Regions from separate parts of the Homo sapiens genome. Here all the other regions are linked to region 1. Evidence: chromatin loops called from intact Hi-C (ENCODE). Cell type or tissue: K562. All regions are shown on one strand.

What was found. Peaks named below come from ENCODE experiments on the same cell type or tissue, not always from the same donor. Only the 100,000 strongest peaks of a DNase experiment are listed, where the experiment ranks them.
Region 2: it touches region 1 in a loop (2.1-fold over the local background); 1 of 110 quality-filtered maps calls a loop at or near these places.
Region 3: a loop joins it to region 1, with 3.0 times the contacts of the local background. A loop is called at or near these places in 1 of 110 quality-filtered maps.

Annotation. Positions count from the first base shown.
Region 1 is chr2:197,926,330-197,934,329 of GRCh38, forward strand. The region is part of intron 1 of PLCL1 (phospholipase C like 1 (inactive)); the gene reads left to right. Among named protein-coding and RNA genes, the nearest start is that of PLCL1, 130 kb to the left of the region's middle. RefSeq lists an enhancer at 3,016-3,310. In K562, no CTCF peak of the experiment used is centred here; a DNase peak (open chromatin) is centred at 3,122; H3K4me3 peaks cover 394 bases.
Region 2 is chr2:197,990,288-197,998,287 of GRCh38, forward strand. The region is part of intron 1 of PLCL1 (phospholipase C like 1 (inactive)); the gene reads left to right. Among named protein-coding and RNA genes, the nearest start is that of PLCL1, 190 kb to the left of the region's middle. In K562, no CTCF peak of the experiment used is centred here; a DNase peak (open chromatin) is centred at 4,634.
Region 3 is chr2:197,846,664-197,854,663 of GRCh38, forward strand. The region is part of intron 1 of PLCL1 (phospholipase C like 1 (inactive)); the gene reads left to right. Among named protein-coding and RNA genes, the nearest start is that of PLCL1, 46 kb to the left of the region's middle. RefSeq lists an enhancer at 607-1,919. In K562, a CTCF peak has its summit at 4,999 (motif pointing right); a DNase peak (open chromatin) is centred at 5,008.

The DNA of each region.
Region 1 (8,000 bases):
GATTTTGCACTGCCATTTTACCTCTTTAGGCAAAATAAGAGGTTTCTGTTTCTGAGCCTAGTCTATTCCCTTAGAACCTTTCCATGTTATCCTTTATCTTTATGCAATGTTTCCCATATGTCAGCCATTCATGGCCATTCACCATCCCATTTTTTGTTATGAGCTTTCAAACTCAAATTATAATTTACGTGATATTTAAAAAATTTGTCTCTTTAACTTTGTATTCATTTGATGTTGCCTTTTCTAACCGTGACCATAAATAAAAACCCACTATCACATGGCACAAACATAAATAAGATCAAAAGTAGTATTTTTATCATTTGTCTACTATTGGCCTGCGCATTTGCTGAAACTGCAGCCTATTGTTTCTTTCTTGAAACTGGGGAGTAGGAAGCCTTCTGGTTATCAGTTGCTGCAAAACAAGCCACCCAAAACTTAGTGGTTTAAAATAATACTTTATTACTATCACTCACATTTTTGTGGGTTGACTTGGCTATCCTGTGGTACTCGTTTGGGTTTGGCATGAGGTTTCATTTGACAGCTGGGGCAGGGATTATCTGAAGGCTTGATTGGGCTGGATGTTCATGGTGGTTGTCTTATTTGGCTGGGCAAGGGCTGCTACCTGTTAGCTGGGACCGCCTGAAGCTATTTCCTGTAGTGCCTACACGTTGCTTCTTCATATGGTTTGTCATCACATGTGGCAGCTAAGTTCCAAGAGTGAGTGCTCAAAGAAGTCTTCGTGGACACTGAGGTTTCTTAGGATCTAGGCTCTGAAGTCCCACAACATCTTAACCACTTTCTATTGATTTAGTCTAGTTCAGATTCAAGGAAAATAGTAGGGAAGAATTTGTGGCCATCTTTTTATCTATCACAGTTATTGTCAGAGGGGTGTTAAAGAATAGCAAACTTAAATGTTCTTTGTGATGTAATCAGAGGGATTGAAAGAGAACTGAAAGGGGAATGGCATTCTACCATGTCATTTAATGTTATTTAATTCTGTCTCCATTCATTGCTTTAACTCATCTTGGCACCACCAATGTCAGTGAGCCCCTCCTCAATGTATTCACCCTCTTCTGTGATGCTTCATATCTCTTTCCTTTGGGATTTCAAGAAGAATTTGGTTGATATGTTCTTCTATCATTTTGAGGGTTACCTTCTGTCTTTTCCTAATGCTAAAAATACAAAGAAGAAAGGTAGAAAAGCAAAAGTAGCATTGTAATGAACAAAATTAGTGTTTTCAAGGCAAACAGCCAAGTATTACATAAGCCAACTCACAGGGCATTTTTACAAAAATTCTGGAGAAATGGCTATGCTGGTTTCCAGATTTAGAAACCTCTCTGGCTCACTTGAAAGGACTACTTGGGAGGAGGGATCCTATCACTAGACACCTTCCTTCATGGGTCAAACTTTTGATTCAAGTGTGCATGGGTGAGATACTAAGATGAAATAATTTGAGTGTCAAAATCTATGTTTATTATGGAAAATTTTAAGGTTATATTGTTTCTCAGGAATAACCCAAACAGACACTGATGACTAGCATTAGTGACGTTATGGCCAGATTATGTGAAAATTGACAAGCAAATATGGTGTAGTTTTCCCCTCTTTTAGGAAAAGCACAAAGAAGGATCCATTTTGTGAAAAATGCACAAACTCTTAAGGTTAAATTTAGAACCAAGGGTCATTTTTAAATGAAGTTTGATGGTATGATTTTTTTGACTGGTATATTGCTTTATATCTGCATCTAGTCATTATATGCATATATTTCAACCAAAGGTATACAGTTTTAGAAACTTCCTTTCATCAAGTTTCAATTTTTCCTTTTGCATTTATTGCTCAATACATGATTAGTCATGAGTAAGCATCCAGAATGATATATGTATTAGCTCTTCACTTTGGACAAGAAATTTCTTCCAATTTATATAATCACTCAACATGACTTAATTGTCATGGTTAAATCTCCTTGACTCTGTACTCAGTGGCATTAAGCAAGCAAATGTTGCTTATTTTTCACTAAGTACTAACTATGAAGAGCTGTTAGGAGCCTCTAGGAAGTTAACTTACATGAAAATTCTCTCTTGACCCCATTATATTTTTAAAGAAGTATAGATACTAGCCAATGCTGGGACTATGTCTTAGATAAATATTCAAGATGCTCTGAGTGGAATCTGTGCTAACATTATTACCACTGGTATAGTTTTTGCTCTGAAGATTTATGAAATGGATTATTATTTTGAAAGTGTTAAGCACTGTTAGGGGACTCTCTTTTTTTTGACTTGGACTGGATCCCACAATTCTAAAAGTATTTATGAAAACAATATGATGAAATGTTAATGATGGAAGTGTATCCTTGAACTTTGATTTTAAAAAGGTGTTAAATCACTGATGAGTCCTTGTCTTCACCTTTGCTTAGTTCCAAGATTAAACTCAGTCATAAACATGATATTTATAAAGAGTTTCTCATAACTTAGATATTACAATAGTAAATGAAGCAACAGAATCGATTCACAATTATGTATACAACTCAGTACAACAATTCAAAAATAAATATGCCTAGAAAAATACCTGGAAAAATATACCACCATGTCAATAGTCATTGCCTTCTGTTTGGATTATATTGTTTCCCCTTTGGTAATCTTTTTCTTTACACTTTTCTTTAATTTTTTCAACTTTTCTATAATGAAAACATTTTAGCATTGGCATGTGTCACTTAACTAAATGAGATTCTGTGATTGCTAATGTATATGCTTCAGTGAATTGTTAGTTTTTAAATTATGTTAATGAATAAACAGTTTCCAGGCCAGTCATTTTCTAGCCTCATTAATGCCATAGTGACATTTGTTATACTGTACTGAACGATTTTATATAAGAGACTTGAGCATTCTTGAATTTGGTATCCTTCTGGGGTCCTGGAACCAATCCCCCATGGATATGGAGGGCCGACTGTAAACGCCTTCTCCTGATTTGGGTTTTATACATTTGTATCAGCAGTCTTATAAACACCCTAGAAGGAAGCTCCACCTTCCAGAAGATGAGGCAGCATGCTCCTTAACTGTTGAATGAAGATTCTTTCCTGTTTCCACTCTTTGTTTGGTGGGCAGGAAGGCTCCTGCTCTTCAGTTGGAAGTGGCTGCAGCTGTTATTAGCAGATAAGCAGGAGTGGCCTGGCCATTTCTGTGACTCACAGTGACTTAGTGGGATTCATATCAAGAATTCCTTCCTTTTCTCTTGACAGTTTTCAGGTACTTCAGAAGGTTAGGTAGAAGGGATATGAGTGATTAAGATATATTTTATAGGAATAATTGAAAGCTGGGCATTTGATGTGTTTTGATTTTAGAACAGAGTACTGGACAGCTTCACATTTGGATTCTGGGCAGGTATGAATTCTAATGAGAGAGTTAAAAATAGTGCTAGGTAACTAGTAAAGTAAGTGACACAGAGACTTTCCTTTAGTTCTTCGTCCATCTTTGTTTCTCATTCGTTGACTTGCATTGCCTCATCCTTTATCTACTCTATCAGTGTGAGGTTATAGAATAATAGAGAGAAAAAGAAAACAAAAATAACATACTTAATTTCAATTTATTTATTGAATCAAACATTACCTAAAGTTGTTCTTTTGACATTTTTTCTCCTGTGATACACAGATGTCTCACTGAGTATCAAATAGTGAGAGGGAAAAAGATTCCCATGGGGTGAATCTGCATGGAAGAGTGTGCATTAATCTGTGCAAATGCCTACTAATCTTGGAACTTCTGAAGTAAAGAAAAATCCATTACTACTGCTCTATATAAATATTAACAACCTAAAAGTAACTTAAGTGATCTGCAATGGAATATGTGCCATTTAGATCTTTTAACTACTTCACACTTTCATAAGACTTACCACATATCCCAACCTCCCACTTTAAATAGACGTTTTTGAAAATATCAGTCAAGGAGAATCTTTAATTACTACATTGCTTCAGGGAAACATACAATTTTGGTAATAAGAAACACTACTTCAACAGATCTGTTCTTCACAAAATAGAGTACATGCAAATGATATGACTGAACTCAAATTCAGATGTTTGGCAGTTGAGCTATTTGGTGAAATGTCTTGAGGGAAAGATCTTTGGGTTCTTTTATACTTGATGACTTTAAATCTGTGAAAACTAAGGGGCTAAAATAAAATGAAATAACTGGGTCTTTTGTTTTTCTTCTTAATAGTTTATTGTGTAAAGAGGCCTCGTTTTCCTACTATACCTTATTCTTTGATGCTTTTCATTTCCTTGTATGTTTTGGAAAAATAATGTATGTTCATAGAACTCTAGGCACCATACAGCGACAATTGGTCAGGCCTTCTGAGCTGCAACACACTGCAGATGTGAGGAAGAATTGTAATCAGTAGGTCATCTGCCTGCATAATTTTCAGGGAGCCATCTTGCTCCTACCAGGACACATATGGAGGGGCATGTTTGCAATTTTATTAATAACATTTTTAACTCACAAAAGTTCCCACATAAGGAGGCCAGCACTGTCAAAGTTCTTTTTTCTATCTGGGAAGGGCTTATTTGGTTTATTGTGCCTTCTATGATCTTGTTTTCTATAAAGATAGGCTGCTAAAAGTGGTAGACAGTTACTCTTTACTCTATGCCCTATTCTACATCAGTGCTGAATGAGCAGGGGCTGTGGACAGAAGGTCATGAGGGAGGGGTCAGTTGGAGGGTGGCAGGGCAGGTAAGTGAAGGGTTTGGGCTAAGTCACATTATATGCTCACCCTCTTAAGTTTCGTGTGGTAAATTCCAGCTGGAATAAAAATAAGAGCCACCTTGATTGGGAAAAGAAACTGGGAGGTGTCTCGGAAGGGAAGATAGAGCCTAAGAAGCAGTATCTATTGCTAGCAAGAAAGCCTGGGCTCCCTTTGCCCCCATAAAAGTGTTTAGATCTGGTCGGTGAAAGTCAGACTTAAACTTTCCTCACCCACCTCAGAGCAGCATTCTGGAATAGTTGCTATCATTTATAGTGCTCTGAGGATATTTCAGGTTTTGTTTTTTTCTTTAAAGGATAAAGTCATTGATAGAACTATAATTACAAGGAGGCTCAGCTGTTGCTGTAGGTGGTAACAACTTATAAGGCAGTCTACACCGGCTGATCTTCAATTAAATTATTCATTTCTGCATGCAAATTCCACCCATTCTTTTCCTTTTTATGGCAGAAGCTACCAGTACCTTTATACAAATGATCTTGGTGGGGTTCCTGTCTTCCTGTTTGGAGATGGCCTTATTGAGTATGATTCAAGAAATAGACAGACCTCTTGCCTTCCTCATACCAACCTACAACCATCCAACCAACCAACCAACCAACCAACCAACCACCCACCCACCCACCCACCCACCCAACCATCCAATCACCCAACCAACCAATGATCTAACCTTTTCATAGGACAGAGGCCTTTATTCCCAGTTTTAAATTCAGTGGGAAGCATAAAGGACTATGATAAAATTATTTCTTGAATGTCTTATTACTACACAGGTCAGTTGAACATGAAAGGGGAAGTGGAGAGGTTTAAATTGTTAAGGTTAAAATTGTCAAAATTGGAGGGCTGTGGTCATTTTACATAATTTACATATGTATATTCAATTTTGTTTAAGGCTAGATTGTAAAATATCCTGCATAGAGCAGAACTGGACTATTTTAAAGGAAATTCTTTTGAATGGGTAATGAGCAAGACATGATGTGACCAAAGGACCTGAAAAACTGCCAATTTCTCAGTTTTAGGCTTCTGTGATCTTCCCCATACTTTCTCTGTTGGGTCATTGCTACTCATATTGATTGCACGGTCCTCTGATACTCACTCATTCCACAGTTACCATCTGATGAGATGTGGCTAGTTTCAGTGCTCTGATTCTGTTGAATGAGATTATGCAGTGAACTTGGGTATTTTCTTCAGCTTGTGATGGTTTAGGAATTGCTGTCTAGGACCTCTTTTTATACTGCACTGAACACAGTTATTTCCCATTTTGAGGTACTTACACTTTTTTGACAACTATTTTTTAAAAATTTAATTTAATTTTAAGTTCTGGGACACGTGCAGGACGTGGAGGTTTGTTACATAAGTAAACATGTGCCATGGTGGTATGCTGTACCTGTCACCCACCACCTAGATTTTAAGTCCTGCATGCATTGACTATTTCTCCAGATGCTCTCCGTCCCCCTACCCCCCAAACCCAGCAGGCCCCAGTGTGTGCTGTTCCCCTCCCTGTGTCCATGTGTTTTCATTGTTCAGCTTCCGCTTATAAGTGAGAACATGCAGTGTCTGGTTTTCTGTTCCTGCTAACTCACTATTTTGCATGTGTATAGAAAGGCGTTTTTAACTTACTTCAACTCAAGATCAATTTCTTAGTCACCTACTATGCACAAGACACTATTCCAGGTATTGCAGGAATTAAAAGGTAAGTGAGACATGGGCTGTGGCAGTAAATTGGTATTAAAGCAGGATTGGGAGATGGCATTCAGAATGGTGAAGAAATAGGAGAGCATGTTAGGTACTTCACTGTGAGTGTTAAAAGGAAAAAGAGATCACCTGAAACTGGGAGGCATCCTGATTTGCTTAGGTCTGCTGGTTTTGTTTTGGTGAGGTTTAGGGCCAATCAACAAAAACAATAAGTTAGAATTTCATAAAGGAAATAGTTTAAAGTATCTACTCCTAGAAACAAAGTATGTGTGAGAGGAGCAGTTATTGGCTGTCTGCTTTTTAAAATGCTTGCCCTTGACTTAAAGGTATGAAAAGAGAATTTTAAAAAATTTCAGTGAGTGTGGTGGGCACTATATCCTAGTTGATTCTTAATTATTCAGGAGCTAAATATCAAGTTGGAGAATTATCTAAGTTGTTCTCTTTTTCTCTTTCTTTTATTCCTGACTCCCATCTGATGTTTGTGTTGTTTCTTTTTTTTTTCTTTTCTTTTTTTTTTTTTTTTGAGACGGAGTCTCTCTCTGTTGCCCAGGCTGGAGCGCAGTGGTGCGATCTCGGCTCACTGCAAACTCCACCTCCCGGGTTCACGCCATTTTCCTGCCTCAGCCTCTCAAGTAGCTGGGACTACAGGCGCCTGCCACGACGCCCAGCTAATTTTTTGTATTTTTAGTAGAAACGGGGTTTCGCCGTGTTAGCTAGTATGTGTTGTTTCTATATACTAATTGCCTCAGAGCTGGTAGAAAGGAAATAACAAGATTAATAGATTAATTGCAAATCTTTAGCTATATTAGTTAAGGAAAAGGCTGTGATATTTGGGCAAAATGAGGGTAATTGGTGAATTGACTATTTGTTCTGGTTCATTATCATCGTGGATAATTGAGAGCTAATGGAAGTCATTGGAACTGGGCCTGCAGGGTGATTTAAGATCAGAATGTTTCTTAAGGGTGGGAAGAAGGTTCTTGATGTGATACAGTACAGAGCTCTTTCTTATTCTATATTAAATGCTCATAATGGTAGACTGGATAATTGTCTATATAATAATTGTCTATATATATATAATGGCCTCTATAATAATTTTGTAAAGTCTTACTTTCTTCCTTTCTATATATTTTTTGGGTACAGTATTTAAGTTACTGAGCTTAAAATAAACTTCCTGAAAGAGTAATCTGGGTTAAAAATGGTTATAGCTGCAGAAATACATACTGTGAATTGCTCCCGGAAATCTGTACGGCAAATGTAAGAGCATTTTGGCTCAACACACTTAACTCTAATGCATCTCATCCAATTAGAGTTTATGGCAACTGTCATTCAATATTAGCAGCTATACTTAAAATATGAGTGTTTTAAAATGATTGTGTTTATGGTTTCTTTCTTATCTCAGTAAAAACAGTTTGGTTTGCCAGCAAGTTTTTTTGTTTGTTTTTTGTTAGGTACCTTCTAGGTTGTAAATGGACAGGAAGCTGTCTATCAAGAGATTTCTTTCTTCAGCTCTTTTAAAAGTAGTGTGAGCTGGGGATGATATATAATATGATAAAATACCTAATGGATCCCTG
Region 2 (8,000 bases), 64 kb after region 1:
AGGTGCTGGATATAATTTTAAACATGCCTTTTAAAGCAATGCAGCAGATATTTTGTGGATATTACAAACATACACCTCAGGACAAAAGGAAAGCTAACCTAATATGACTGGAATTCAAGGTGTATGGTAAGATTTCCAGTGAGGGTATGTATTAGTCCATTTTCATACTGCTATGAAGAAATACCTAAGTGTGGTTCCACATGGCTGGGGAGGCCTCACAATCATGGCAGTAGGTGAAGGAGGAGCAAAGGCACATCTTACATGGCGGCAGGCAAGAGAGAGTGTTCAGGGGAACTGCGCTTTATAAAACTGTCAGCTCTCATGAGACTTATTCACTATCATGAGAAAACCCACCCCCATGATTCAATAACCTTCCACAGAGTCCCTCCCATGACACATAAGGATTATGGCAGCTACAATTCAAGATGAGATTTGAGTGGGGACACAGCCAAACCATATCAGGGTAGATTCAGAAAATGTTTCTCTAACAGTTTAGACTGATGCAAAGGTGTACTTTTTGGAAAACTCTTTGATGACTTAAAGTTTAAGTGGAAATGTAGAGTCTGGATAAAACTCATGGAATTTATAGCATTCCAAGATTAATATATAATTTTATAGGATGTGTTATAGAATATGGATAATTAAATTAATTATATAACCATTAGGTTTGAACAAGTATTAATCCTGGAGGGAGTGAAGGTTAATTTTACGGTCAATTTGAGTGGGCCATCGGGTGCCCAGATTAAACATTGTTTCTGAGTGTGTCTGTAAGGGTGTTTCTGGATGAGATTAGCATTTGAATTGGTGGACTCAGAAGACTTCCCTCCTGGTGAAGTCGGGCATCATCCAATCCATTGAGGGCCTGAATAGAACAAAAACAAAGGAAAGAGAAACTCACCCTTTCGCTTCGTGCCTTCTTGCTTGAGTTGGGACCTCTCATCTCATCTTCTCCTGTCCTTGGACTGGGATTTATAATTTGGCTCCCCTGGTTCTCAGGCCTTCACACTTAGACTGGGAATACCACTGGCTTTCCTGGGATTCCAGCTTGCAGATGGCAGATGATGGGATTTCTCAAACTCTATAGTGGCATGAGCCAATTACTCATAATCTCTCTCTCCACTTCCCTCTCTCATTCTCTCCTTTCCTCTCTGTGCATATATAACCTCCTTTGGTTCTGTTTGTTTGGACAACTCTGACAAATACAGATGGTCATTATAAAGCAACTTTATTTTTGTCACCCACTTTTGTTCTTTTAAATTTATTCTGTGCTCCTACTTATTATTGTTCTGGTTTGAAATTTAGACACAGCCTCATGGTTCTTCCAGTCACTTCTACTTCCACTGGAAGTACAGTCTGCTTAGTATATTTATTCCAAACTTCAGAATTTATTGAAGTTAAAGCTTCCCCTTTCTCCCAGTGCAGGACTGCTGCAGACGAGCCCTCATTAGTGGGAGATGTGCTGAGAAGCCCTTCTCTTTCCCACTCAGTGCTTCTACTTCCTCTCATCCTCTCCTAGCTTACTCCCCTTGAAGCATGGTGGGGTATGTCATCAGAGTGAGGAGAGGTTGGAGCTGAAAGCACCCACTGTCTTCTGTGGGGCCTGGAAATCTCTCCCTCACCGGAGATCGCTCATCTGTGCTTGTCTTCCATGGGTGAAAACATTTCTCCTGGTTCGTCTCTCCTGATGCTTTGCTCAGCTCTGCACACAACTTCAGTTTCCTTTTGATGAGGCCCCTTGCTTGCTTCTCAGCATTCATTTTTTTTTTTTATGATTAGCAAGATTTTTTTAATTATACTTTAAGTTTTAGGGTACATGTGCACAATGTGCAAGTTAGTTACATATGTATACATGTGCCATGTTGGTGTGCTGCACCCACCAACTTGTCATTTAACATTAGGTATATCTCCCAATCAGCATTCATTTTTAAAACTGTGGCAAAATATATATATTACAAATTCATCATTTTAACTATTAAATTAAATTAATTTATTTTTGAGACAGGGTCTCACTCTGTCACCCAGGCTGGAGTGCAGTGGAGTAATCATGGCTCACTGCAGCCTTGACCTCATGCGCTCAGGTGATTCTCCCACTTCAGCCTCCTGGGTGTCTGGGACCACAGACACACACCACCATGCCCAACTAATTTTTGTGTTTTTTGTAGAGACAGGGTTTTGCCATGTTGCCCAGGCTGGTCTCAAACTCCTGGGCTCAACCAACCCCCCTCCTCAGCCTCCCAAAGTGTCGAAATTACATGCATGAGCCACCATGCCTGGCAATTTCAAGTATTTTAAAGTTATAATTGTGTGATTTTAAGTGTATCTATAGTGTAGTGCAACCATCACACCACACATCTTCAGAACTTTTTCATTTCCCCATACTGAACGCTGAAACTGTACTCATTAAACACTAACCCTCCATTTGCTCCTCCCTCCAGCTCCTGGCAACCACCATTCTCCTTTCTGTTTCTATGAATCTGACTACTCTGTAACCTCACATAAAATAAATCATATGATATTTGTCTTTATGTGACTGGCTGTTTTCATTCATGTTGTAGCATGTGTTCAAAATTTTCTTGTTTTTGGAGGCTGGATAATATCCGCATTTTGTTTATTGGTTCATCTTTTGAAGGGTACTTGGGTTACTTCCATCTTTTAGCTGTTACTAATAATGCTTCTGTGAACATAGGTATGCAAATATCTGTTTGAGTCCCTGTTTTCACTTTTTTGGGGTATATACCCAGAAGTGTAATTGCTGGATTGTATGACAATTCCATGTTTAATTTTTTGAAGAACTGTCACACTGTCTTCCATAGTGGCGGTACCATTTTACATTCCCATGGGTTCCAATTTCTGCATACCCTAGCCAACACTTGTACTTTTCTGTTTTTATTTGTTTGTTTTATAATAGCAATCCTAATGGGTGTGAAGTTGTATCTCATTGCGGTTTTGATTTGCATTTCCCTAGTGACTGGTGATGTTGAGCATTTTTTCATGTGCTTTTTGGCCATTTGTATATCTTCTTTGGAGAAATGTCTATTCAAGTCCTTTGCCTGCTTTCTAATTAGATTGTTTGTTTTTGTTGTTGAGCATCAGCATTCTTGGGTAGGATTTCTGGTGACCCTGTGCTGGTCCCTGTGTGCTCCATCATCAGGGTCAGGGAAGCATACAGATGGCACACTCCAGTGGAGGAACTGAGGAGAGCTTGGTGAAGAGATTATTCTCAGAAGTGTGGGCAGTGTTGAGATACTAACAAGGGATGTTGAAGTGCCTTGTGTAACAGTGTAGAGTCATTATCACCCCTGGGCCTGAGGGGACAAGGAGAAGGCATGAGGACAGAGAGCCTAGAGAGAGCTACATCTGCAGGAGAGGACTGCCCAGCAGAAGCTGTCAACTTCTCTAGAACCTGTGCTAACCCAGCAGGGAGAAAACTGGGGGGATAAATACCCCATTCTCTCTCCCCTTCCTTGTTCTTGTCTTCTGCAGGTGCCTCCTGTTGGACAAATGTAGCTGGAAGTCTGTGATAATTTCCATCAAGGTCAGTCTCTTGGGCATAGAGCAGGATAGTAACAGGTGGAGGCTGGGTCTACAGTGGTAGACAAGATATATCCAGCACATGAGTGGAATTCCTCTTTGGTCCACAGGATCTTCTACCCATTGTTGGGAGTGCAGTTACTTCTCAAACCACAGGCTTTTCTCTGCTGCCCTAGGCTGCTTCAGTGAGTCACTTACCCTTTAGGGTTCTCAAGAGTGTGAGTTAGTCGCCATTCCACCACAACCAGGAAGCATGTGAGCTCTAAAAATTCCACTGAAGCTCCTTACTCTAGGCTTGAGGTGAGGGACAAATTCTTCCCCAAATTCTTCTTGCGGGGAAGATGAGACTCATAGCACACCAGTAACTTTCTCCAAATAGTCTTCTGTAATCTCCAACTACCTAGACTTTTATGCCCTCAGTAGAGATGAGGAGAAGGGTAAAATCTAGGAAACTGCAATCTTTACGCAGTCCTTTCACACCTCACTGTGAAATATGCTGGCTATGGGCTAGGAACTTTAGCAGAAACTGGGGCTGAATTGGTTGTATTTTAACATCCTGTAACAAACATCATATGCAGTCCATATCCCTAAAAGTTTGTATATTTTGGTAAATATAAACACATTTTTAAGAAAGTCATCTGAGTCAGAAATGGGAAAGATTGCTTTATATTTGGGATTACTTCATATTTGGGGATATAAGATATGCTTTCTTTGACATTTTCCCAATGTAGAAACACAGGCCAAATAGGATAACTCATGAATTCCATGAAATTTATCCAAGTATCTCTTAGCTTTAAGTAGCTAAAACCTAAATTAGGTAAATGAAAATATTTCAACATTTGGTAAGGTGTGCCTAAATTAAAGTTCACACTAGAAACATTCTTGTTTAATTTCAGGTGAGTTCAGTAGAGTAGTTTCCTTGGCATAAATAATTTCACATCTAACTGTTTATACTTTTAAATGTATTTTAATTGTGAAGGCCTAATTTCTGAATTTAGTTTAGAATAAACCTCTAGCCATTTTCTTTCTTATGTATGTGATCCCCAAAGCAGACGTGTCCTAGGCATCAGTTTTCTTATCTAATCAGAGAACCAGTGAAGAAAGGAGGAACCTGTCATCTCCATGCAGAAGCAAGGGATTAAGTGATTAAGCTGTCATTTCTCAAAGCCTTTCTCCAATGCTTGCCCCATAAGTTTTGGGTTTTAAATGAGTTTAGTGGAATTCTGCAGTCTTAACATATGGCACATATCCATGACTTCAGTAAATTACAGGTACTAACTTTTGTTCTTTCTGGTGCAGATGTGTTATCATTTTGCTCTGTTTTGTTTTATAATGTCAGCCTTCTCTGTGTTATTAATGTAGTGTCATGTGCTACCATTTTAGGTAAAAAGCTTTTTCTGTTATTTCCTATGAATCTCCTAGGAATGGACCCATTTGGAGAACCAGACTGTTCATTCTTTCCTTTCCCTCCTTTTCTCTTCTTCCACTCCTTCAAAGTATTGGTTGAGTTGCTATATTATGTGTCACAGGCATTGTTCCAGGTGTTGGAGAATCTGAAATGAAACACAAAGTCCCCCTGCTCCAGGAGCTTGCTATCGCCATCCAATGGAAAGGAAAGCAACAAGTAAATAAAAACTGCCACATGATATACATGTCAGACAGGAGACACATGGTATAATGAGAATACCACAAAGGGGCCTAATGGGGTGACCCAAGGTGGGTCCTGAGGGTTTATGAGGCAATAGTTCCATAATCAAGGAGAAGAAAGGCAACCCTGGGCGGAGAGCACAGCATGGGAAGGCCAAGACCAGGGAATCCCTGGCATTTGAGCAGTCAACAATCTCAGCGTCAGCCATGTTCATGGTGTGGTACAGTGGTACTTTTGTGGAGGCATACATTTTAAATTCATGCCCTGGGTGGCCAGTGTACAGGAGGAAATCACTTAATGGGGGGGCGTGTGCCCAGCTGGCTGCTGGTATCTGCTTCTTTGTTTGGCTCTGTCTTTTGCTTGCTATCCTAGATGCAATAACTCCTATGAAATGAAAGCAAGAACTTTCTGTCTTAGTGACAAATGGTCATCTTATGAGAGTTGAAAGGTTAAATTGTCACATGAGTTTATGCACAGGAAATGTGATTTGGGGGAGAAACAAGTGCCTCTGCAAACATTTTTGTATTTGGGAAGTGGGGATGATTGCAAGGTTTATGCCTGCAGCGACAGGGAGGGGGCTGCATACATCATGTTGTGTGAAGAGACGGGGCATTGGAGGAAGAGCAGGTTTGTTCAAGGTGACGGGCAAGAGGGAAAGGGAAAGGAGGGAGAAGAAAGATGGAAGGAGATGATGAATTCTGTTGAGTTTGAAGAGAGATCCAGGCCAGAAATGCTGGTTAGGAAGGCATTGGTGCTGCATGGTAGTGGAAGTCACAGGGGTGGACTAGGTCATTTGAAGAATGCACAGAGAGATGAGAGGGCTAAGGAAAAATCTGAGGAACAGCACAGGGCATTTTTAGGGTAGTGAAACTATTCTGTATGATACTGAGGATATGGTAGATAAATGACATTATATAGTTGTCAAAAGTCATAGAACTACATAACACAAAGAAAACTCTATTGTAAACTTTGGAATTTAGTTAATAATAATGTATCAATATTGGTTTATCAGTTGTAACAAATGTACCACCAGAATGCAAGAGGTTAATAATAGGAGAAATTGTGCAGTGTGGGGAGAGGTGAATATTGTAGGAGCACTGTATTTTCTGTAAACCTAAAACTGCTCTAAAAATAAAGTCTATTAATTAAAAAAAAAAGCCAGTGAAGATCAGTTATGTGCATAGCAGCTATACTTCTGCAGAATCTCCTTGGTGAGCGTGCTTTTTTCAGGCTTACATAATACAGTTAAAAGAAAGAAAAATAACACTCCCCTCACAGAGAAATAATCAGCTGAACAAATCACTAGTTATCAGAATGCAGGCTGTAGTACATCCTGTTTTTCTAACTCCTCTAAATTTACTAGTAAAGCAACCCAAATTGCATGGAGGAGGGGAGGTCATTGCTTGCTGTCAAGGCTGCACTAATGACATTAGGGTGGCATTAGCGTACCAGGGCTCTCCTAGTCCTCACTACACCACATTTTGAATGAGTTTTGCTTGGACAAGTGTTGAGGGTGAGGTGGCGGGAGAGGGAAGGAGAGAGATAGCTTGTGCTTTGTCCTATTACCTGAACCAGACTCAATTGTCAAACATTTTTAGTGTCGTTTTCCTGTGCTCACGGAATCCTGAGAGTGTAGCACTACTGTGGGGAGGGCAGGAGCCAACAGGTATAGCTGGCTTATCCCAGCATTTCTTCCTTCCCATCTGTGCACAGCGTAAGTGGCACAGTCCACAGAGTCCGCTCCCATTTTCTCTCTTCCCCCTTAATGGGGCGGGGGCGTGAGCCCAGCTGGCTGCTGGTATCTGCTTCTTTGTTTGGCTCTGTCTTTTGCTTGCTATCCTAAATGCAATAACTCCTATGAAATGAAAGCAAGAACTCAAAGCTCAAGTGGTCAAAGCTCAAGTGGCAGCCAAGTGGTTTCTTGTGATCTGCTGAGGTCGGCTTCTGATAATTAGAAGTGACAGGTGATGACTATGTTATCATAACCTGCAGCCACACCACCTTCTTCTGGTTCTGAGACAATGTGTAGTAGAAATGGTTATTTGTTCATCGAGCTGGTCCCCACAATTCACACCCAAAGAGGCCTTTTCATGGCCCTGCACGCACTGATGGCTGTTTCAGGTAGACAAGCCCAGCAGTGTGGGAACCCAGATATCTCCCATTCTGTGTGAAGGAGCTACCTAGTTTCTGGAATTTAACTAGATTAGAACCTCAAGTGATGCATTATAGGTCTGAAGAAGCATGCCAATCATGACCTTTATCTTCCATTTTATGAACCCTTGGAGTGGAGCCTTTAGAAAGAGGAAACAGCAGAGAGAGGGCCTTACCTTGTGGCCCATGTGGTGACATTTTAGGAGCTGCAAAAAGGGTCCCTTTGCCTCCCAAAAAGTTCCCTGAGGCTGATTCATTCAATTCTATATTTAATGTTTCATTTAGTAACACTTTAGATTGAGGATTATTGTTTTATGTTAAAATATAAATACCTTCTGGGTATTAACTCTTTTCAGTTATAGCCTTTATGGTAAAGGAGTTGCCAAGGGCTCAGAATTTGATAAGGCAAATGGAGGAGAAAGCATGAGGGCTTAGTGGGTGGGAGTGGTGGAGAGTGATATGGAGCGAGACAGAAACTGAAAACTGAGGCCAGAGGAGAAGAAACTGTGCCTATTTATTCAGTTTTTCCTGGGAGTTTCCTTGAGAAGAATGGAGCTATGTGTGTGTGTGTGTGTGTGTGTGTGTGTGTGTGTGTGTGTGATATGAGATTGCTTGTGCGCCTGTGTGCATGTGTGTATGTGTATGTGTTGAACGATACTGTGGAAAGTTT
Region 3 (8,000 bases), 80 kb before region 1:
TGTAATGTGATGGGTGAGTGCCCAGTAATTTACAAAATAATTATTTTCAAACTTAATTTCACCCAGGCAAGAAAAAGTAGTGCAAATATTTAGGGTAGGAGGGTGAGAAAGCAACGAAGTCGCACAAATATTGTGGTTTTATAGTAAATGTTGTCAAGGTGGAGACATATATGGATGATAGATCCTCAGGGATGTTTTATGGGTTTAATATATACAATGGAAATTCTTTAGAAAAGTATTTGAGGAGTTGTGCAGCTGTATTGCTGATATGAGACTTGTGGTTTCTTTTCCACATTTTATAACTATGAAGTAGTAGGCTGGGTCCTTGAATAAGTGTGTGTTCTTTGGTTTGCATGAATGGTATGTACTTTGAATTCTCAAAACAGAACTCCAGTTTATTTTCTCAGTAGTCCCAGTGAGAAAAGCTGTATTTCTTAAATATGGTCAGAAAGCACTTGACGGAGGAGTGTTTACTGTAGAAACCTGTGATTGTCTGCAGGTACCAGCATAAACATGTTCCCATTCCTCATCCCGGGGGGGTAATCTCATTATTAAACCTATGCAACCTTCAAGTTAGCTTATTTTTAATGTTTGTTTCATATTTTAAAAGCAAGAAGTGAACACGGAAAAAAGTTTAACAATATGAAAGAACATATAATAAATGGTCAGCCCCAGATCCTCAGTGCCCCAGATCCTCAGCACCCCAGAGGCAAATACTGTTAACAGTTTCTAGTGGGTCTTTCATACAATAGATGTTTTTATTTTCATAGAGAGAATGGCTTTTATTTGACCTCTGGAATACAAAAAGGTAACTGTAGTTTCCTTGCAATGCAGTTGGCAAATTATTTTTACCTTCTTTTTCCAAGCAGACTCTGAAACATGAGTTTTGAGGAGCAGGATTAAATACTCTGACCTAAGAGACCCAGATATTTGGATTTTTATGTGGACATGTACTCACTGAAACTGAAATTTGGAGGAACTGGAATTAATAACATTTTCCCTCATGTAATTCATGGAATTTATTGCTTTGGCTCTAATTATGCATTTATGTTATATTCTGAATAATGCAAAGGAGAATATTGAAACATTTTAGGCCGTCAGAACACTTTTCCCGCTCTCAAGCTGTCTCCCTATTGTATTTGTGCTGAAATGCCAAGCTGCATGTGACAGTAGAAGAGTTGGCAGTATCTGTCTTAGAATAAGCTTTCACATGCAGCTTCAAACACCTTTGTGGTTTGGGTTATATTTTGACAGTTGCTAGGTAGCTTGAGTCAGAGAGTGCAGCTGTGCAATTTAAGATGTGTTTTCCTATCCTTTCCTCTAAAGAGAGCTAAAAAAATAAAACTATAATCAGATTTCTAAAGTGTTAAACGGGATAAAACTATTTAGAACCCATACTATAGAATGAAGTAGATGAATTCTGATAAAGCACATATATACTAAAGTATACCAGTGAATTTATTTCAGATGAAACTAGGTAGGCTCATTGTAAACAGATGAGCTTCTGAAATTTCTGAACTGTTTCATTGAAAGGTAAAACAATGGGTTTGGGAGCACCCACACTTCTTGGCACAGGTGAGTGGTTGGCACTCATTAACCACCGAATTCTGACACGAACATGCTGTTTATGAAGAAAAATCAGGGAAGGAGACTAAGATTTCTGATAAGAAAGAGTAGAAGAAAAGGTAGAAATTCAACTTACTTGGTAAAACGGGAGTACGTCAGGATTAGAAATGGGCTCTTACACAACGAGAAATAAAGATAGCTTTTTCATAGGCTTCCTATTCTGAGAGTTTTTCTTGTTGATTTGTAGAGTGTAAATGTACTTCTTCCTGAAGACAAGGACTAGGCCGAGGTAGTTTGATGTAAATGTGGGGACTCATTTGTTATGAACCCATAGTAGACTGCTGTGGGAAAACATTGTGAACAAAAGAAGGAGTCAAAAAATAAACAAAACATTTTGTGGCAAGTTATCTAAGACAGATCCTGGAGAAGGGCTGATTGAGAAGGTAAACTAGAACAAACGGCTTTAAAAATAATAGACAAGGTCAAAATATTTCTGGGCAAGAAGGACAATCAAACCACTTGCAGGTGTTGTGTTGCTGCCTAGAGACTGGTTTGGCCTGACCCAAGTGATGGTGTCTGGAGCCAAACCTTTTATCAGGAGAAATATAGGACCACAGAGATGAGACAAGTACTACCAGTCCTGGGGAAGTAAAGAGACGGAAAATTCCTTTCTTTAACTAGAGGGAATGGACCCTGCAGTCAACCTGTGTACTTGCAGAGCTATATGTCTTTGGTATTCTGATATACTTCACAAAGTATATTTTATGCCCTAGGTGCTAAGTGAATTGACAATGAAGACTTGGTATTGAGGGAATTAAAGGGCAGGTGGGGTTCTGTTCCCAAGGCTACAGTCCATAGAATATTGGCAAGGTGGAGACAAACATGACATACCATCTTCCCTGCCTTCTTTAATCCCTGGGTGGATGGTAGCAGGCAAGAGAGTAATAAATGCAAGGAACAGTAGGTTTGCAGTACCCTTGGTATTCTGTCATATGTGTAATTGAAAGCCACAACAAAATAGCAATAGAAAAGAAAATATTAGTGAGGCGGCTCATGCCTGTAATCTCAGCACTTTGGGAGGCTGAGGTGGGAGGATTGCTTGAGGCCAGGAGTTTGAGACCAGCCTGGGCAACGTAGAGAGACCCCATCTCTACAAAATAACAAAAAATTAGCAAAAGAAAAAAGGCTTTTTTGTGTGTGCGTGCATGTGTGTGTTTGTGGGAAGTCTTAATTTTTGCCTTGAATTTTAAAGGAAGATTTAAATGATTAAAGTAATGATTAAAGTAATTGTGAGATGTGCAGATGACATAGAATAATGGAAATTAAAAAATAAATATTTATTGCCTTTTCTCCCCTGCTTACAAAAGCAGTACAGCTTAATGCAAGAAATTTGGAGAAATGTAAAAGGAGAATGGCATTTAAAAATAACCTTAAAATGTTTTTTTTCTTGAAATATTCAATGGTGGTGGTGGGTAGAGAGTGAGAGGAAGAAGCTCCTCATAGACTTTGAGAAAATCAAGAGGTTTTAAAGAGCAATAAAAGGAACTGAGCACATCTCCTTTAGGATCTGTAGAACTGGCCTTAAATCAATACAGAAATGTCTAGCAAGAGGCAATCTCTCTGGGGAGATTATTAAAGTGAGAGTAGATTATCATTTGAGTGACTGGTTCAGGTTCTCTGAGGTGCTCTTGAAGTACCACTGACTGTTGAAGCATGTATCTGAAATTTCCTTTTAACACAAGTTTTCAGTGATTCTCTTAGAGGTTAAACACACAGACACACAGACACACAGACACACACAGACACACACACACACACACACACACACACACACACACACACACACACACGACTGCAGCCAGGAAGCCTGGCTCAGTCACCAGGTAGTGGTATGCCCTTGGGCAGGTGATTTAACCTTTCCAAGGTTTAGCAATTTCCTCATTAGTACTGCGACAGGATTGAATCAGATTTTCTCCAAGGTTTCTACCTGCTCTAACTGTTTTGTTTTAAGGAATTGATCTCATTTTCTCTTCCTGTCTGTCTCACCCCACCATTTCCCCTTGTCCCAAGGTAATTAAGCCATTTCCAGTTCAGACAGTGAGCTAAGTGCTTTTTGGAACATACGAACTCAAGGAATGCACGTTTTTGTCAATTATTTGAGAAAGTGTGAATCCTGCATGGAGTTTAGAATATATGATTGTCAGAATTGTCTTGATAAATATGGTGTGTGTGTGTTTGTGTGAAATAGAGAATGCATGTAGGAATAAACGAGCAAGCTTATAATTTTTAGTAATATTTGGAATGAGAAAAATTAGGAGGGTTCAGTACTTGATAAGAAGGTGGGTTTCATAAGTAGAATAAACCCGAAGGCCATATACATATCAGGAGAGTTACTTTATGGCTTATATGTTTTTTCCCTTCCAGTATTATAGAAGACAGGTTATATTGTCTGTACAACAACTACACCTACCTACTTCAGGTGTTCATCTTTGGAGTGGGGACCTACGGGAATCCCTGAGTTGGTATAAAGTTTATTTCAAGCTGGAGACATTTGAGATTCAAGAACACATATTGGAGCTTCCCTTATCTGACTAAAAGCAGCAACTTGTGGGAAATGAGGCTACCATAAATCCTCTCTCCAGGAGAGTTTCATGGCCATGAAGAAGACAGAAAGACCACTTGCACCTCCATAAACAAACATTATCACAAACTTTCTTATATACCGTTTGCTCTCCTAAAAATTGATTTGCCTTTCCTAAGGAAGCCTACCTGTTTTTCCCATAGGAGCTTCCTCCCCTTTCCCCACAAAGTTAGGTATATAAGTCTCATATTCTAACCACCCCTTTGAGTTAGTCATCACTGGGCACTCCCACATGTGTGTGCATTGCACGTGTAAATAAACTCCTTCTTTTCTCTTGCTATTTTATTTTCTGTCAGTTTAATTCACATACCTCCAGGAAATAAACCTAAGAGAGCAGCGGAAAAACTTTTTTCCTCCCTGACATCTGTTTTATGTAAATGCAGTTTTTGTAAACATGAAGATAGGATTTCCGGAAACTTCAGACTTTGGGAGCAGTTCTACATACATAGAAAAAATACAACAAAACAGTCAGTACAGATGCATTTTAGTAATTACGTAGCTTATCAAGTAATAATCAATCTAGAATCTGAAGAGTTTTTTCTATTGCACAGTGATAGAAGTATTGATTAGCTATCTGTCTGGAATAAAAGCAGTGCTCTGATTGGCTGCAGTGGTCTTTATTTGAAGAAGCATATGAAGCTATTGGTGTTTATGGCAAGGCATGCTGCCTGAGCCGCTATAAGAAGAAAGACTTTCCCAATGACACCTAAAATCTGGGTACAAGTGATAAGAAAGAGAAGAGACAGGAACTGGGGAAAGTAGTGAAAAGCAGTAGAGACAGTGGGGGAGAAAAGACATTGGCTCCAGGGGGAGCAATTTCACTTCTCTTACCCCTCACCTGCAGGTCCTGGTATGGAAATAGGCATGTTAGAGGAGACCAGGAGGACAAGAAGGTCTAGCCTTGGACAAAGTTCAAGGGGCCTTTAGACCCCAACAAGATGAAATAGAAGAAGTACTGGCACCTGGCCCCATTCCCCTGACTCCACCTCACCCAAACCCTGATGATTATATATTAAGATTGCATTTCTGTACCAATGTGAGGCCACAAGATAGATGGCTCATGGCTGGGCATTTGGATTTGCTGTTGGTAGTAAAAGGTCAATGTAGAACAATTTCCAAATAGCTCTCCTCTCATATATGAATAAGGATGGTTGGCATTTGATTTTGCTATGTATTTTAAAGCTGCAGCAAATGCAGTGAATGAATTCAGCGACAGCTTTGGCCATGTTTTTGATGTACCGGGTGGTGATAGTTGGAGGTAGGAGGGACTTAATAGCATGTGGAATGAGGGCAAAAATATCATTCAAGGCAACGTGCCTTTCAATTCCTGGCACCTCCTGTTGCACAGCTGCAATGTGGTAGGGTGGGGGAGGGAGCAGGGAGGATGGTGGGGAGATGGCACTGCTGTGTGCTGCAGCCTGCCCTGGCCAGCCAAACTCTTGACAAGGCAGCTGGAGAGTACTGATCCTGGCTCTAGATTGTCATCTGATTACACATTGTTTTACCAACTTCATGACTGTTATCTGTTTGCTACAGCTTGTAAAAAAATCTCTATGCTTGGAATGGCATGGTAGTGATTAAAAAGAGATAGGAAGCACTTAATATGCTCATTCATTTGCATTTATTGTAGATTAAAGGAGGAGATGAAGGTGTGTAACTATCTTTTACTATTGCTCTCAGGATTAATATATCATATTGCTTCTGTCATTTAACATTTTTATACCGATGGATTTTTCTTCAATGTTCATATATGTATAGAAATGTTGATAGATGCCAGTCACTGCTAATTAATGTTATAATTCTAAGATGCTGGCGGGTTGTAGGTAGCTTTGGCCAAGGTCCCTTCTTTAAACCTCTCCTATTTTGGGCCTGAGGGTGAAACTAGTCACTCCTTTTAGAAAACAGAGCTAGACTTGAATCCCAGAGCAGCCACTAGGATATCTATATACATCTATAATATGTATCTATGTCTGTCTATCTGTATAAATTTTGTTTTATTATGGTAAATATATTTAACATAAAATTAACTATTTTAGCCATTTTTAAGCATTAAGTACATTCACATTGTTCTGCAACCATTACCATCCATCTCCAGAACTTTTTCATCTTCCCCAATTGAAATTCTATAGCCATGAAACATAAACTCCCCATTTTCTCCTTTCTCCACTCCCTGGTGGCCACTATTCTGCTTTCTGTCTTTATGAATTTGACTCTTTTATGTACCTCATATAAATGGAATCGTACAATATTTGTCCTTTTATGACTAGCTTATTTCACTTAGCATAATGTCTTTAAGGCTCATTCGTGTGGTAGCAGGTATCAGAATTTCCTTCCTTTTAAATTCTGAATAATATTCCATTGTAGGTATGTACCATATTTTGTTTATCCATTCGTCTAATGATGGACCCTTGTGTTGCTTCCACCTTTTAGCTATTGAGAATAATGCTGATATGAACACAGGTGTGCAAATATCTGTTTGAGTTCCTGCTTTCAGTTTTTTGGGTATATTCCCCGGAAGTGGGATTGCTGGATCGATCATATGGTAATTCTAGCTTTAATTTTTTGAGGAACTGTGATATCATTTCCTAGGACAAACTTTAATTTCTCTGTGCCTCACCTTCCTTATTTGTGAAACAGGAATAATCATCCTTAACTGGAAGAGGGCTATCAGGGTTAGAGATAATGTAGTTAAAGTGCCAGCATTTCTTGCCTCTAGAGCCAGTAGCAACAAAACGTGTAGTTTCTGCCTAAATCTTGCTATTTCTCACTGCCTCTGCTCTTGCTGTCTCTCTGTTTGTAATGGCCTTTCTTACCTGACTCCCTCCTATGCATCCTGTAAGACTTGTTCAAGGGCTGCCTTCTCTAGGAAGTTGTCCCTGTTTCTACCCAAGCTATATTGCCCCATTTTATGCTTTTATGGCACCTCTATCATTGTACCTGCCACACTGAATAGGGATTATCTCTTCATTCTTCCATCTCCTGTTTGTAGACTAATTTAATATGTACTGAAATATCTAATATGTGGTCAGTGCTGGAGATTCAGTGGTAGCAGACACTTATAGGATCTATCTGGAGGGGGCTTCATCTGGACCAGTTCCTCAGGGTGTGTTCCTAAAGACCACCTCACCTGCATCAGAATCCTTGGAAGCTTTGGGGACCCATGCTGGGTCTGAGAATCTGAATTTTAACATTCCCCTTGGGTGATTCTTACGCACATTATTAGCTTGTGAGTTCAGAGGTTCCGTGAGGGCAGGCCCTGTGTCACTTCAACACTGCATCCTTGGCCCTGAGTGCAATTTCTGGCACAAAACAGTTACACAAAAGTATTTGTTGAAGAAGGAGGGTACTCTGAATTGAAATGGGGCTGGAATTTAGGAGTGACCAGCAATAGTATGAGGTTAAGATTAACTCTACCTTTTCCCAACAAGTGGAATACCAAGCCAATTCAAACATAAATCTAAACATATATTGATTTCTTACTGAGTGAGGCTTCTCTCTGCCTCAGCCTCATCTCTAGGAGATTTCCTAAAGGAAGGAAATGGACCCATTTTCGTCTTAAATTACATTACATTGTTGACTAGTTGAGAGTCTTCATGCTTCTTTAGTTTCCAGCAAAAAAAAATCTTCAAATGAGTTTTTATTAAGCATTATAATGTTTGCAAAGGTATATAGTGCAAGAATTTGAAATAAAGTTTTCTGGATGCCATAATTTATGTTAACATTTATTTATAAAGAAATACATACATAATATTATAAAATTTTGTGTACAAGGACTCCACTTGTGTATCTGTAT